Regions from separate parts of the Homo sapiens genome. Here region 2 is linked to region 1. The links are chromatin loops, found by intact Hi-C in ENCODE. Cell type or tissue: psoas muscle. All regions are shown on one strand.

Evidence for each region. Hi-C counts contacts between places; a loop is a spot of excess contacts. Peaks named below come from ENCODE experiments on the same cell type or tissue, not always from the same donor. Only the 100,000 strongest peaks of a DNase experiment are listed, where the experiment ranks them.
Region 2: it touches region 1 in a loop (8-fold over the local background); 54 of 110 quality-filtered maps call a loop at or near these places.

What each region holds. Positions count from the first base shown.
Region 1 is chr5:112,875,601-112,883,600 of GRCh38, reverse strand. It overlaps REEP5 (receptor accessory protein 5), which reads left to right. Exons shown (of 5, transcript NM_005669.5): 5 at 4,766-7,216. The coding sequence ends at 4,815. It also overlaps a transcript of SRP19 not described here. Among named protein-coding and RNA genes, the nearest start is that of SRP19, 18 kb to the right of the region's middle. In psoas muscle, no CTCF peak of the experiment used is centred here; no DNase peak of the experiment used is centred here; H3K27ac peaks cover 923 bases.
Region 2 is chr5:112,935,797-112,943,796 of GRCh38, reverse strand. No RefSeq gene overlaps it. Among named protein-coding and RNA genes, the nearest start is that of REEP5, 18 kb to the right of the region's middle. In psoas muscle, no CTCF peak of the experiment used is centred here; no DNase peak of the experiment used is centred here.

The sequences.
Region 1 (8,000 bases):
ATCACGAAGGTAGTGTAGTTAGGAAACAGGAGGTCCAAAGACTGAACGCTGGGGAGTCTAAGGTTTAGAGACTGGAGAGATGAGAAGCAACTAGCAAAGCAGACTGATAAGGAGTGGCCAATTGAGGTAGCAAGAAAACCATGAGCGTGTGGTATCCCTGGGGCCAAGAACAGAAAGTTTTTCTTTCAGAGAGGAGAAGTGATCTGTCATGTTACATGCTGTCAACAGGTCAAGTAAGATAAGGACTGAGAACTGAGCAGATTTAGCAATGAGGAAGGTACTAGTGATTTTGATAACACAGATTTTGTGGAGTGATATCAAACTCCTGATTGCAATGGATTTGAGAGAATGAGAGAAAAGGGATGAGAGAATATAGATCTTTCTTTTGAGAAATTTCCTGCAAAGGAGAGCAGAAGAATGGGGCTATAACTGGAAGAAGGAATTATGGTCCTGAAATTTTAAAAGTTTTTTTCTTAAGGTAGGAGAAACAAAGCCTGTTTGAAAATTAATGGGAATAATTCAACAGAGCAAAAAATGATGATAGGAGTGAGAGGGTGAATTGTTGGAGCTCTGTCCTTGACCAGTGAAGGATCCAGTATACAGTAGAGGGATTGGTCGAAGAGCTGGAAGTTTATGGTAACAGCAGGGAAATCAGGTTTTATGGTATGCTGTGAGCACATGTGACTATGGGAGCCTACAGAAGTGACTTTCTAATTGTTTCATATTTCTCAGTAAAGTAGGAAGGCCAATTGAGAGAGGATGGGGAAGGAGACAATGGAAAGAGAAGGTATGAAATAGTTGCGAAGGAGAGGGACTGCTCATCTTTTTCTGTAAAGGGCCAGATAACAAATGTTTTAAATTTCGTGGGCTATCATGTCTCTGTTGCAGCTACTCTTCTCTGCCATTGTAGTGTGAAAACAGCCATGGACACTACATAAGCGAGTTTGGCTGCAGTGTGCTGGCCCCTCTAGGACAGTTGGAGAGTAAATGGACTGTCAGGCAGTGTTAAAGGCATGCTTGAGATTTGCGTTCATGAATTTATAGTGAAACCAGTTCTTGTTTATGTTTTTCTCCAGCCATACTCAGCTACATGGGTATAGCTACAGAGTAGGTGGAGAGTTGTGTCAAGGTTGTGATTTCCAGCAAGAACTATGAAGTGAGGGTGGGACTGTGGAGTGGTTAATGCTTGACAATGGAATTTAACCTGAGTAAGGTGGGAAGTGGTGGTGGAAGAACTCTGAATCAGGATAATAGCGGGAATACTCCATCATCATCTACAATGAGCAAAAAAGCAGGGTGGGGAGTGCACTACAAAGATAAAAGGTGATGGTGGCTGAGTGGGATGCTTGATACAAGATTATGGAGGGACTGCAGTATTGGTACTAACAGGGATCCTGGGAGTCAGTGCCATATGTAGGGTGGAATATAAGGGTTATTGGAGGGGAGGAACTAAGAGGTCAGGATATTAGAAGATCATCACATATGTCTACATGGATATTAAAATCATCAATAATTAAAATAGGAGTAGTAGGTCAGGTGCAGTGCTCACACCTGTAATCACAGCACTTCCAGAGGTCAAGGTGGGTGGATTGCTTGAGCTCAGGTGTTTGAGACCAGCCTGAGTAACATGGTGAAACCCAGTCTCTACAAAAAAAAAAAAACACAAAAATTAGCCAGATGTGGTGATGCGTACCAGTAGTCCCAGCTACTCAGGAGGCTGAGATGGGAGGATCACCTGAGCCTGGAGGTTGAGGCTGCAGTGAGCTGAGATGGCATCACTGCATTCCAGCCTGGGTGACAGAGTGAGACCCTGTCTCTAAATAAATAAATAATAGGAGTAGTGTTAGAAAGGAACATTAAGTTAGGAGCTAAAATCTTCAAGAACTAAGGCAAAGTAGCCCAAGAGTCAGGGATGACAGGGAAAGGGAAGGCTACTCAGTGATAGAATCTGATGACATGAGATTCTGAAAGTGGCAATGAAGAACAAAAACAACACCTACCAGATCCATTTGTACTAGGGTCATGAGAGGAAAGAAACAGCCACCACTTGAGAAAGCAGTGTCCTCAGGGCACAGCCAGCTTTCTCTAAGAGCAAGAAGGTAAAGGAAACATTCGGAGGAATGGATGAGGATATAGATTTTGCCAGTGATGGGTCTTGAGTTCCAGAGGGACTCAGATTTTAGAAATTGGAGAAAGGTTTTTGTGTTTTAGAGCTCTGTGGTAGTTAGACATGGGAGTTGTGAGGTTGCCTGACCATGGGGAAGTAAAATCCCAAGACAGTTCTCCAGCAGCACTGATGCCCCAGAAGTGGTATGTTCCCCATTTCTCCCTCACAGACCTCTCTTCTCTGGACTCCTATTTTTGGGCATACAAATCCAGTCTACTTGAATATGTTTTAGGTATTTTTTAACTTGTAGCCTTAACCTCCTCCCACTTTAGGATTGCCAGCTTTTTTTTTTTTTTTTTTTTTTTGAAACAGAGTCTCACTCTGTTGCCCAGGCTGGAGTGCAGTAGCATGATCTCAGCTCACTGCAGCCTCCACCTTCCAGGTTCAAGGGATTCTGCTGCCTCAGCCTCCCAAGTAGCTGTGATTACAGGTGTGGGCCACCACGCCCAGCTGATACTTGTATTTTTAGTAGAGACACCGTTATGCCATGTTGGCCAGGCTGGTTTCAAACTCCTGGCCTCAAGTGATCCACCCACCTCGGCCTCTCAAAATGCTGGGATTACAGGCATGAGCCACCATGCCCAGCCAGGATTACCAGCTTATTTTTAAGAGCTTTCTTTTCTTCTCCCTTCCCTTAGCCTAATCAGCAACCTGTGGTGATGTCATTTCTGTCTACTTCACCCACATTTCTTAGCCTCTTGGTTCTCTTAGATATCAATACTTAAAATCCAATCTTACTTTGTTATGACACATTCCTAAATAGGGGCAAGAGAATTAAAATAAGTTAGGAGGAATTTACATGCTGCCACATTTTAGACTTTTCTCAAAGCTTTTGGATTAACTAGGAATTTCTACAAAGGGTTAGTTAAGGGAAGGACTACATTTTCTCCTTTGCTGTGAACTTGGTTCAGTAATTTTAACTGAGCAAAGGGAGAGCAACTATCAGGCAGCTGGTGGACAAGAAGGGACTCCTTGGCTCTCATCACTAAGGCTCTGGCTCCATCAAGAACAGCTGCAGATTGTAAAATCTCACAGTGGGCCCTGGAGGCTTCTAGACAACCCCTTTCCCCTCCATCTTACACACTGTACTGGTTCTCATAGCACATTCCCTGCCACTTGGTAATTAGAAAGTGGAAGGCTTGGTCTCCTGCAGAAGTAAGAAAATATATTTTTCTTTTTTTTCTATAGAGATGGGCTCTCACTGTGTTTTGGCCAGGGTGATCTCAAACTCCTGGCTTCAAGGAATACTCCTACCTCAGCCTCTCAAAGCTCTGGGATTATAGACATGAGCCACCACACCTGGACAGAATGTTTTCTTGATGAATGTAGTGTCTTGTCACCAACTCAAAGACTTAGAGCAAACTCTTCTCATCATAGGAGAGAATGGTGGCACAATAAGAGTATAAATACAGATTTTAAAAACAATTTAGTATAACAACAATTTATATAGCATTCATGTTGCATTAGGTACTTTAACTAGAGATGGGCTTTTAAAATTTTTTTAAAATAGAGGTGGGGGGTGGGGGTCTCACCATTCATATTGGCCAGGCTGGTCTCAAATTCCTGGCTTCAAGCGATCTTCCCACCTCAGCCTCCCAAAGTGCTGCGATTACAGGCATGAGTCATTATGCCTGGCCGAATTTAAAGTATATGGAAGAGGCCGGGCATGGTGGCTTACGTCTGTAATCCCAGCACTTTGGGAGGCCAAGGCGGGCAGATCACGAGGTCAGGAAATTGAGACCATCCTGGCTAACACAGTGAAACCCCATCTCTACTAAAAATACAAAAAAAAATTAGCTGGGCGTGGTGGTGAGTGCATGTAGTCCCAGCTACTCGGGAGGCTGAGGCAGGAGAATGGCATGAACCCGGGAGGCAGAGCCTGTAGTGAGCCGAGATCGCGCCACTGCACTCCAGGCTGGGTGACAGAGCGAGACTCCGTCTCAAAAAATAAATAAGTAAATAAATAAAGTATATGAAAGCACATAGGTTATATGGAAATACTATGTATGCCATTCTATTTAAGGGCTTGAGCACTCACAGATTTTGGTATCTGTAGGGTTCCTGGAACTAATCTCCTCTCCCCCACCGCCCCCCCAGCCCCCCCCCCCAAACACATATATCAAGGGATGACTGTATTTCTAGTGCTGGGAATGAGGACTTCTCTGATTTGTCGCCATGGGATAAATATGATGACCTAGTTGTCATCAGATTGATAATATATTGATAAGTGAAATCTTACAGGCAAGCACACAGATACAAATAGAATTTGAACACTACTCTTAAGGAATCTCTGCTTCTTTCAATGCTTAAAGGAGAATAGAGGGCAGACAGTTTCGGTGACACTGTCACAACAAGGGGCTAGGCTAGATGACCTTCAAGTATTTTGCTCAAGTATTTAGGATTTGTGCTCTAAGAGGTACCTTCTCCATTTCCTGGAAACCCTCTTAGCCCAGACCACAAACCCCAACATGATCGCACCTGAACATGAGTCATCCAAGTTTTGTTATCTAGTAGCTACATTAGGCACAAAGCTTGCAAGCTTGCATTCCAAAGAAAGAGCTTTGATATATTTTTCTTTCCCTCCTAACAAACAAACAGCGAAGAAAGCTACCGTGAATTTACTGGGTGAAGAAAAGAAGAGCACCTAAACCAGACTGGATGGAAACTTCCTGCCCTCTCTGTACCTTCCTACTGGAGCTTGATGTTATATTAGGGACTGTGGTATAATTATTTTAATAATGTTGCCTTGGAAACATTTTTGAGATATTAAAGATTGGAATGTGTTGTAAGTTTCTTTGCTTACTTTTACTGTCTATATATATAGGGAGCACTTTAAACTTAATGCAGTGGGCAGTGTCCACGTTTTTGGAAAATGTATTTTGCCTCTGGGTAGGAAAAGATGTATGTTGCTATCCTGCAGGAAATATAAACTTAAAATAAAATTATATACCCCACAGGCTGTGTACTTTACTGGGCTCTCCCTGCACGCATTTTCTCTGTAGTTACATTTAGGATAATCTTTATGGTTCTACTTCCTGTAATGTACAATTTTATATAATTCTGAAATGTTTTTAATGTATTTGTGCACATGTACATATGGAAATGTTACTGTCTGACTACAACATGCATCATGCTCATGGGGAGGGAGCAGGGGAAGGTTGTATGTGTCATTTATAACTTCTGTACAGTAAGACCACCTGCCAAAAGCTGGAGGAACCATTGTGCTGGTGTGGTCTACTAAATAATACTTTAGGAAATACGTGATTAATATGCAAGTGAACAAAGTGAGAAATGAAATCGAATGGAGATTGGCCTGGTTGTTTCCGTAGTATATGGCATATGAATACCAGGATAGCTTTATAAAGCAGTTAGTTAGTTAGTTACTCACTCTAGTGATAAATCGGGAAATTTACACACACACACACACACACACACACACACACACACACACAGAGTAACCTGTAACTCTCAATTCCCTGAAAAACTAGTAATACTGTCTTATCTGCTATAAACTTTACATATTTGTCTATTGTCAAGATGCTACAATGGAAACCATTTCTGGTTTTATCTTCAAAGCGGAGAAACATGTTGATTTAGTCTTCTTTCCCAATCTTCTTTTTTAAACCAGTTTAAGGAACTTCTGAAGATTTGTCCACCTCTGATTACATGTATGTTCTTGTTTGTATCATTAGCAACAACATGCTAATGACGACACCTAGCTCTAAGAGCAATTCTGGGAGAATGAAAGGAAGTATAAAGTAACCCATAATCTGCTTGGCAATAGTTAAGTCAATCTATCTTCAGTTTTTCTCTGGCCTTTAAGGTCAAACACAAGAGGCTTCCCTAGTTTACAAGTCAGAGTCACTTGTAGTCCATTTAAATGCCCTCATCCGTATTCTTTGTGTTGATAAGCTGCACATGACTACATAGTAAGTACAGAACAGTAAAGTTAAAACGGATGTCTCCATTGATCTGCCAAATCGTTATAGAGAGCAATTTGTCTGGACTAGAAAATCTGAGTTTTACACCATACTGTTAAGAGTCCTTTTGAATTAAACTCGACTAAAACAAGTGTATAACTAAACTAACAAGATTAAATATCCAGCCAGTACAGTATTTTTTAAGGCAAATAAAGATGATTAGCTCACCTTGAGATAACAATCAGGTAAGATCATAACAATGTCTCATGATGTAAAAAATATTAAAGATATCAATACTAAGTGACAGTATCACTCTAATATAATATGGATCAGAGCATTTATTTTGGGGAGGAAAACAGTGGTGATTACCGGCATTTTATTAAACTTAAAACTTTGTAGAAAGCAAACAAAATTGTTCTTGGGAGAAAATCAACTTTTAGATTAAAAAAATTTTAAGTATCTAGGAGTATTTAAATCCTTTTCCCATAAATAAAAGTACAGTTTTCTTGGTGGCAGAATGAAAATCAGCAACTTCTAGCATATAGACTATATAATCAGATTGACAGCATATAGAATATATTATCAGACAAGATGAGGAGGTACAAAAGTTACTATTGCTCATAATGACTTACAGGCTAAAATTAGTTTTAAAATACTATATTAAATTCTGAATGCAATTTTTTTTTGTTCCCTTGAGACCAAAATTTAAGTTAACTGTTGCTGGCAGTCTAAGTGTAAATGTTAACAGCAGGAGAAGTTAAGAATTGAGCAGTTCTGTTGCATGATTTCCCAAATGAAATACTGCCTTGGCTAGAGTTTGAAAAACTAATTGAGCCTGTGCCTGGCTAGAAAACAAGCGTTTATTTGAATGTGAATAGTGTTTCAAAGGTATGTAGTTACAGAATTCCTACCAAACAGCTTAAATTCTTCAAGAAAGAATTCCTGCAGCAGTTATTCCCTTACCTGAAGGCTTCAATCATTTGGATCAACAACTGCTACTCTCGGGAAGACTCCTCTACTCACAGCTGAAGAAAATGAGCACACCCTTCACACTGTTATCACCTATCCTGAAGATGTGATACACTGAATGGAAATAAATAGATGTAAATAAAATTGAGTTCTCATTTAACTGTTATATTTCATTTTATTTTGTGGGGCTTTTTTCCTAACCCAGAATTATTTAAGGAAAGTTTTAAGTAAATACAGATAAATGAGCCATGAACACTGCTCTTTATTAACTCTATTCCTCACATGGCTTGTAGTTTTCTCCTGGTGGTTCTTGCCTACCAGAGGAAAAGACTTGTCCTAAAGAAAACATACCAACTCAAAAAGTTTCTACCAATAATTAGCACTACATTTAAAGGAAACCGAATCCACTGTTTTTTTTTAACCTGTGTATTGCATTACACACAAAGAAGTCTCCTATGACTTAAGATAGTGTATTGCATGCATCTTGATGTAATAAACTTTTTTTTTTTTTGAGATGGAGTCTTGCTCTGTCACCCAGGCTGGAGTGCAGTGGCGCAATCTCAGCCGCCTCCCGGGTTCATGCCATTCTCCTGCCTCAGCCTCCCGAGTAGCTGGGACTACACGCACCCGCCGCCACGCCTGGCTACTGTTTTGTATTTTTTAGTAGAGACGGGGTTTCACCATGTTAGCCAGGATGGTCTCGATCTCCTGACCTCATGATCCACCCGCCTCGGCCTCCCAAAGAGCTGGGATTACAGGCATGAGCCACCGCGCCTGGCTTTGATGTAGTAAACTTTTTACATGTGCCTCCAAATTATGCTGTACTTGTTTTCAGAAGAGATCAAGAAAAGGAGTACTTGAGAATTTTGATAAAAATACCCACTTCTGGCCTAGCGGACCTGTAATCCCAGCACTTTGGGAAGCCGAGGTGGGCGGATTGCTTG
Region 2 (8,000 bases), 60 kb before region 1:
TAATTTTTGTACTTTTTGTAGAGATGGGGTTTTGTCATGTTGCCCAGGCTGGTCTCCAACTCCTGAACTCTAGTAATCCGATCACCTCAGGCTTCCAAAGTGCTAGGATTACAGGTACGAGTCACCACGCCTGACTTAAATTATTCTATCATTAAAAAGTTTTCATTTTTACCCCAAATGAAGCTTTTCATCTTAAATTTTATTCGTGACTCATGCCTGTAATCCCAGCGCTTTGGGAGGCTGAATTGGGGGGATCACTTGAGGTCATGAGTTTGAGACCAGCCTGGCCAACATGGCAAAAACCCATCTCTACTAAAAATACAAAAATTAGCCAGGTGTGATGGCGGGTGCCTGTAATCCCAACTACTTTGGAGGCTGAGGCATGAGAATCGCTTTAGCCTGGGAGGCAGACGTTGCAGTGAGCCGAGATCGTGCCACTGCACTCCAGCCTGGGTGACAGAGCGAGACTCTGTCTCAAAAAAAAATAATAATAATAATAATTCTATTCATTTGCTGTTAATTCCATTATGTTATTAGCATTTCTGCGTACTCTTTTTTTTATTAGTATTTGATTGTTATATTTTTCTTTACTTTTATCTTGAAATTTCTGGATGGTTTTAAGTGGGCTCCTTGAACTATTTACACTATTGTTTGCTTGCTTGTTAATCAAATGAGATGATTTTTATCTATTAGTAAATGAATTCTATCTAATAAACTTATATAGTCAGTCATCCTGGTATATTTAAATTTATTTTTACCATCTAATTTAGGTCTTTGCTTTACTACCCTTTTTCTTTTTTTCTTTTTCTCTTTTTATTCCTGTTGCTTCTTTGGGACTGATGAAATTTTCTATATTCTTCTTTCCTTCTTTGTTGGTTTTAAGGCTATGCATAGCATTTCTATTTTTTTTAACATGAATATCTCTACATTTTTCCTATAAAGTCTCCAATTACATACACAGTGTTTTTTCCTTCTCCTGAACAAGACACAAACCTAAACAAGCTTTAATTACCTAGTAAGTACTTCCACATTATTGTTTTTATTTTTAATTTATTTTTTTGAGGTGGAGTTTCACTCTTGTCGCCCAGGCTGGAGTGCAATGGCGCAATCTCAGCTCACTGCAACCTCCACCTCCCGGTTCAAGCAATTCTCCTGCCTCAGCCTCCTGAGTATCTGGAATTACAGGCATATGCCATCACGCCCAGCTAATTTATATATTTTTAGTAGAGACGGGGTTTTGCCATGTCTGCCAGACTAGTCTCGAACTCCTGGCCTCAGATGATCTGCCCGCCTTGGCCTCCCTAAGTGCTGCGATTACAGGCGTGAGCCACTGCACCTGGCCCCCATATTATTTTTAACCCTCAAATTATTTTTTATATTGATAGTTAATTGTACTTACCAACTTATCAATTTCTATGCTTTTCATGTTTGCTTACATCTAATTTTTTCTTCCTGGGTTTACTGTTCTTCTAACTGAAGTATGTCTTTTTAGTAGATCTTTCACTGTAGGTCTGTGGTTAGTAAGTTCTCTTATTTGTATATATTTGTTTTATATATTGTACACCTAAAGATGCACTTTCATTAAGCATTTATTCTGTCTTTTCTATACAAAGTAAGCAAGTAGAAGTAGAGAAGTTTTCAATTTCTGATGAATTAATGGATCAGTGGTTGCCAACATCACACAGAGAGAGACAATCAGTTATTACATATTTTCTACAAGTCACCTACAAAGGAGTCTAGCCTGAAAATTGTACCTGAATCTGATCAAGGCCATAATCTCACTACCAATTTATAGAAAATACAGAAAACAGACAAGTGTAAATTACATGGGAATGCAATCAGCAAAATACAGATGTGGGAAACTCTACAAGTCAGATAAAACAACCCAGTTTCTTTCAGAAGTAAGTTGAAAAAGGTGGGGCAAAGGGGATTGAAGGGGTAGGTAAAAGAGACTTAAAAGATGTATATAGTTAGAAGGAAAATTAAGCTTCAGAGTTTAGAGGTGCATCATGGGCGACAGAACTATAAAGAAAGCAAGAAAGCAATGAACATAAAACTCAAGATGTAGTTACTTTCAGGGGAAAAGGAAAGGATTGGGATTGGGACAGGGTAAATGAAGGACCTCTCCTGTGGCTGCAGAGTGGACCCCATTGGGATACAGCAGAGAATGAGACCAAGGCCCAGCTCTCAGGGTGTTTACACAATAGGAGAAATAAACCAATAAATGAATAATGCAATGTCAATTAGTGATAATGGAATATAAAACATAGTTGACCCCTAGCCTCCAAATAAGTGCCAGCCGAGTTTCATTCTTAACACAGAGTACATAGAAAATATAATTACTTGATAAGGTCAATAAGAAATCAGCTTTCACAATATATTATGGCCAATTAAGAGGAAAAAGTAAAGAGAAAAGAAAAGAAATGAAGAGAGAAAAAGAAATAGGGGCATAAAAAGCAAGTCCAAACATAGAAGAGAAAGACACCCACAAAGGCATAAAAACACCCACATCCATAGGGCCAGAACTTTATGGGTAAAATATTTTATTATAGCTACAAATTCATCACTCTATATAGATATAGGGGCAGGTTGTCTTGGAGCTCTCATCTTCAGTTATTTAGTCAAGGTCTAGAGACTGTGCCAGACTTGATCATTCCAGCCCCAACACTTCCCTAGGTTTGTTCCCTATTTAGGTGGTGGCACATTATAAGTACATTTCAGACTTTTTCTGAAAGCAGATATTATAAAGAAAATGAGTGTGGGAGTAGAAGAGTATTCATCCTCAGAGGAAAAAGGACACTGAAGGGGCTGTAGAGGTGCCCAAGTAAATGCTCCAGTTTAGCCACAACTCAATCTACACACCATGAAGGCCCTTTTTCTTGCAGCCCTGCAGACTAACAAAATGGATGGTAGAGAATGCTGACTGTGCATAGAAGGCTTTCTCCCCGTGTTCACCTTGGAAGGGTCATTTATAGCTCAGTTCCTTGGATTCAAAAAGGAAATCAATCTTACCACCTATGGCAATAACAAAAATGGCAACAAAATGATTGCGGTTTTTAATTCCTTCCTGTTGTGGTAGCTTTCATTTGTCCTGTTATTGCTGGATTTATTAGAAATAACTATCCAAGTCAATAAACCAGAAAAATGCAAGCTCCATCTCATCTAGACATCCTAAATGTAGTCACAATTCACTTTAAATATGTATAGTTTATGTAGTTCACATTTTCATTTACAACAATATAGAATATTAAAATTAACTTGCAGACTATGAGATGGCAGGAGGTCATAAGGGTAATAACCATTTATCAGTGAGATCTCAACCAAATTCTGGCTTACAGGTTTTCCAGTAGAGTTGTGGTTATTTTTTCCCTTTGTAATGAAAACAGATTTGATTATGGTTGTAAAAGTAGTATTAAAAAGTAATATATATTCATTATTTTCAAAAGTTAAACAACAGGAATATATTAATATATATCAAAAACATAAAAGTTGGCCAGGTGTGGTGGTTCATGCCTGTAATCCCAGCACTTTGGGAGGCCGAGGCAGGAAGATCATTTGAGCTCAGGAGTTCAAGACCAGCCTGGGCAACATGGTGAAACCCCATCTCTACAAAAAATACAAAAATTAGCAAGGCGTGGTATTATGTACCTGTAGTCCCAGCTACTAGGGAGGCTGAAGTAGGAGAATCACCTGAGCCTGGGAGGTTGAGGCTGCAGTAAGCCACAATCATGTCACTGCACTCCAGCCTGGGCAATAGAGTGAGACCCTGACCACCCCCCCGCAAAAAAAATCAGTATTCTCTCCACTAAGGAATCTATTTGCCCAGACTTTTTTTGTCTGCAGGTGCACACACGCATGCACACACACATACACGCCCCTCCCTCTACCCCCACTTAAGTGTGTTTTTTTGTTTGTTTGTTTTTTGAGTCAGAGTCTTGCTCTGTCACCCAGGCTGGAGTGCAGTGGCATGATCTCAGCTCACTGCAAGCTCCGCCTCCCGGGTTCATGCCATTCTCCTGCCTCAGCCTCCCGAGTAGCTGGGACTACAGGTGCCCGCCACCACGCCTGGCTAATTTTTTGTATTTTTAGTAGAGACAGGGTTTCACTGTGTTAGCCAGGATGGTCTTGATCTCCCGACCTCGTGATCCACCCACTTCGGCCTCACTTATTTTTTTAATTTAATATATCATAGATATTCTTGATATATTGTAGATGAAAAAGCAAGTTATTTAATTATATATATATAGTATGACCCATATTTCATTTAAAATTCCTGTATGTTGGCCGGGCATGGTGGCTCACGCCTGTAATCCCAGCACTTTGGGAGGCTAACTGAAAAACAAAAATTAGCCGGGCGTCCTTGTGGGTGCCTGTAATCCCAGCTACTTGGGAGGCTGAGGCAGAGAATTGCGTGAACCCGGGAGACAGAGGCTGCAGTGAGCCAAGATCGCACCACTGCACTCCAGCCTGGGTGACAGAGTGAGACTCTGACTCAAAAAACAAACAAACAAAAAAACACACATAAGTGGGGGTAGAGGGAGGGGCGTGTGTGTGTGTGTGTGTGCGTGTGCGCACCTGCAGACAAAAAAAGTCTGCAGGGTGTGGTGGCTCACGCCTGTAATCCCAGCACGTTGGGAGGCTAACTAAAAATACAAAAATTAGCCAGATGTGGTTGTGGGTGCCTGTAATCCCAGCTACTTGGGAGGCTGAGGCAGAGAATTGCATGAACCTGGGAGACAGAGGTTGCAGTGAGCCGAGATCGCGCCACTGCACTCCAGCCTGGGCGACAGAGTGAGACTCTGTCTCAACAACAGCAACAACAAAATCCTGTATGTTTATATGTAGACACAAATAAAAATCCCTATGTAGACACATGGATATATGATTTTATTTGTACAGAAAATTATCTGACAGGGGCCGGGCGTGGTGGCTCACACCTGTAATCCCAGCACTTTGGGAGACTGAGGTGGGTGGATTCCCTAAGGTCAGGAGTTTGAGACCAGCCTGACCAACATGGAGAAACCCCATCTACTAAAAATACAAAATTAGCCAGGCGTGGTGGAACATGCCTGTAATCCCAGCTACTCGGGAGGCTGAGGCAGGAGAATCGCTTGAACCTGGGAGGCGGAGGTTGTAGTAATCCAAGATCGCGCCATGGCACTCCAGCCTGGGCAACGAGTGAAACTCCATCTCAAAAAAAATTATCTGACAGGATACAAACCAGTTTTTTTTTTTTTTTTTGAGACAGCGTCTTGGTCTGCCTTCCAGGCTGGTGTGCAGTGGTGTAAACACCGCTCACTGCGGCCTAGACCTCCCAGGCTCAAGTGACCTGCCCACCTCAGCCTCCTGAGTAGGTGGGGCTACAGATGCATGCTACCATGCCCGGCTAATGTTTGTATTTTTTTTGTAGAGACAGGGTTTTGCCATGTTGCCCAGGCTCAGATTTTTAACAACAGGGAATGAGATGGAAGGGAAGGGCAGGTAAGTAGGGGAAACTTCAAATTTTTGTTTATATATATCTGCGATATCTATTCTAAAAAAAATACACATACTATTTCAGAAAGTAATCAAAGTACACATAAAAAACAGCTCTTTATTTTTTTTTTTTTTTTATTTTTTTTTTTTTTTGAGACGGAGTCTCGCTCTGTCGCCCAGGCGGGACTGCGGACTGCAGTGGCACAATCTCGGCTCACTGCAAGCTCCGCTTCCCAGGTTCACGCCATTCTCCTGCCTCAGCCTCCCGAGTAGCTGGGACTACAGGCGCCCGCCACCGCGCCCGGCTAATTTTTTTTGTATTTTTAGTAGAGACGGGGTTTCACCTTGTTAGCCAGGATGGTCTCGATCTCCTGACCTCATGATCCACCCGCCTCGGCCTCCCAAAGTGCTGGGATTACAGGCGTGAGCCACCGCGCCCGGCCAAAAAACAGCTCTTTATATCAACATTATTTGTTATCATTTTTAATCATTCTCTACTATCTCGTTTGGCTACAGTATAGTGTTTAATGAATTGTCTACTTAACAGCTTTAGGATGTTTCCAATCTTTTGGTATTATAAACAATGTTGATAGGATAGCTTTGCATATGTTTTCTGTACTCTCTCATCAGCCCTGAGTATTACCAATTTTACTATATTTTCACCCATCAGCCAAAAATAAGTTCTTATTTTAATCAACAGTTTTTAATGACAACTGAATTGAACATATTTCCCATGCATGTTATCTATTTATTTTTTATTTTTGTTTATTTTGTGGATTTTCCTATTCATATAATTTGTCCACTGTTCTTGGAATTTTTATGTTTTTCTTAGATAACTGCTTATATATAAAGTTATTAATCCCATCTGCAGTACACATATATAAAGTATTTTTCCAGTTTGCTTTTCCATTTTTAGATTCATGTCTCTTTTGCCTTTTTTTTCTCTTTTTTTGCCATTCTCCTCCGCTTTAACTCACTTGCTGTCCTAGTCTATTTGTGCTGCTATAACAAAATACCTGATATTGGGTAATTTATAAAGGATAGAAATTTATTTTCCCACAGTCCTGATGGCTGGGAAGTTCAAGATCAAGGTGCTGGCAGGTTTGTTGTCTACTGAGGGTCCAGTCTCTGCTTCCAAGATGATTCCTTGAAAACTGCATGCTCCAGAGGGGAGGAATGCTGTGTCCCCACATGGCAGAAGGTGGGAGGGCAAAAAACAGGTCTGACTCCCTCATCAAGCCGCTTTATAAGGGTACTTAATCCTATTCACAAGGAAGGAGCCTCATGATGGCCCAATCACCTCTCAAAGGCCCCACTTTTTTAAATTTTATTTTTATTTTTATTTTTTGAGATGGAGTTTCACTCTTATTGCCCAGGCTGGAGTGCAATGGCGCGATTTCAGCTCACCACAACTTCCGCTCCCCGGGTTCAAGCAATTCTCCTGCCTCAGCCTCCTGAGCAGCTGGGATTACAGGCATGTGCCACCATGCCTGGCTAATTTTGTATTTTTAGTAGAGATGGGGTTTCTCCATGTTGGTCAGGCTGGTCTCAAACTCCCAACCTCAGGTGATCCGCCCGCCTCGGCCTTCCAAAAGTGCTGGGATTACAGGCGTGAGCCACCGTGCCTGGCCGGCCCCACCTTTTAATACTGCCACATTGGCAACACCTGAATTGTGGAGGGGAAAATTCAAACCATATCACACGCTAATTTCCTGTATATATTGGACTGTCCATGTGCTATTTTATTTCTGTGGTTTGTCCATCCCTGCACCAGGACCCATAGTTTTAATTACTGTAGCTATATATGTGGTAAGGCACGCTTTGCTCAGACTTTTCTATTTTGAAATGTTACTAGTTCCTTTCACATGTTTGTTTATTCTTACTGGTAATTAGAATCATTTTGTCAAATCCCAAATGTTAAGACTGTGTTAAACTTACATATACATTTGAGGAAAATTATTTATAATATGAATATGTCCTTAGACTATTATGTTCCCAAGTCAGGTTATACAGTTTTCTTTAAATATGTACATCACAGGCTGGGTGCCATGGCTGATGCCTGTAATCCCAGCACTTTGGGAGGCTGAGACAGGAGGATCACTTGAGGCCAGGAGTTTGAGACCAGCCTGGCTAACATGGTGAAACACTATCTCTACTAAAAATACAAAAAAATTAGCCCAGTGTGGTGACACGTGCCTGTAATCCCAGCTACTTCGGAGGATGAGGCAGGAGAATCACTTGAACCCGGGAGGCGGAGGTTGCAGTGAGCCAAGATCATGCCACTGCATTGCAGCCTAGGCAACAGTGAGAGTGAGACTCTGTCTCAAAATAAATAAATAAATAAGTATACCACATATTCATGTCAAATGTAAACTTATCCATTTTATGTTTTGTGTTATTAATGCCAATAGAAATGTTTAGTTTTTTGGCTGGGTCTGGTGACTCATGCTTGTAATCCCAGCACTTTGGAAAGCCAAGGCAGGCAGATCACTTGAGGTCGAGACCAGCCTGGCCAATATGGTGAA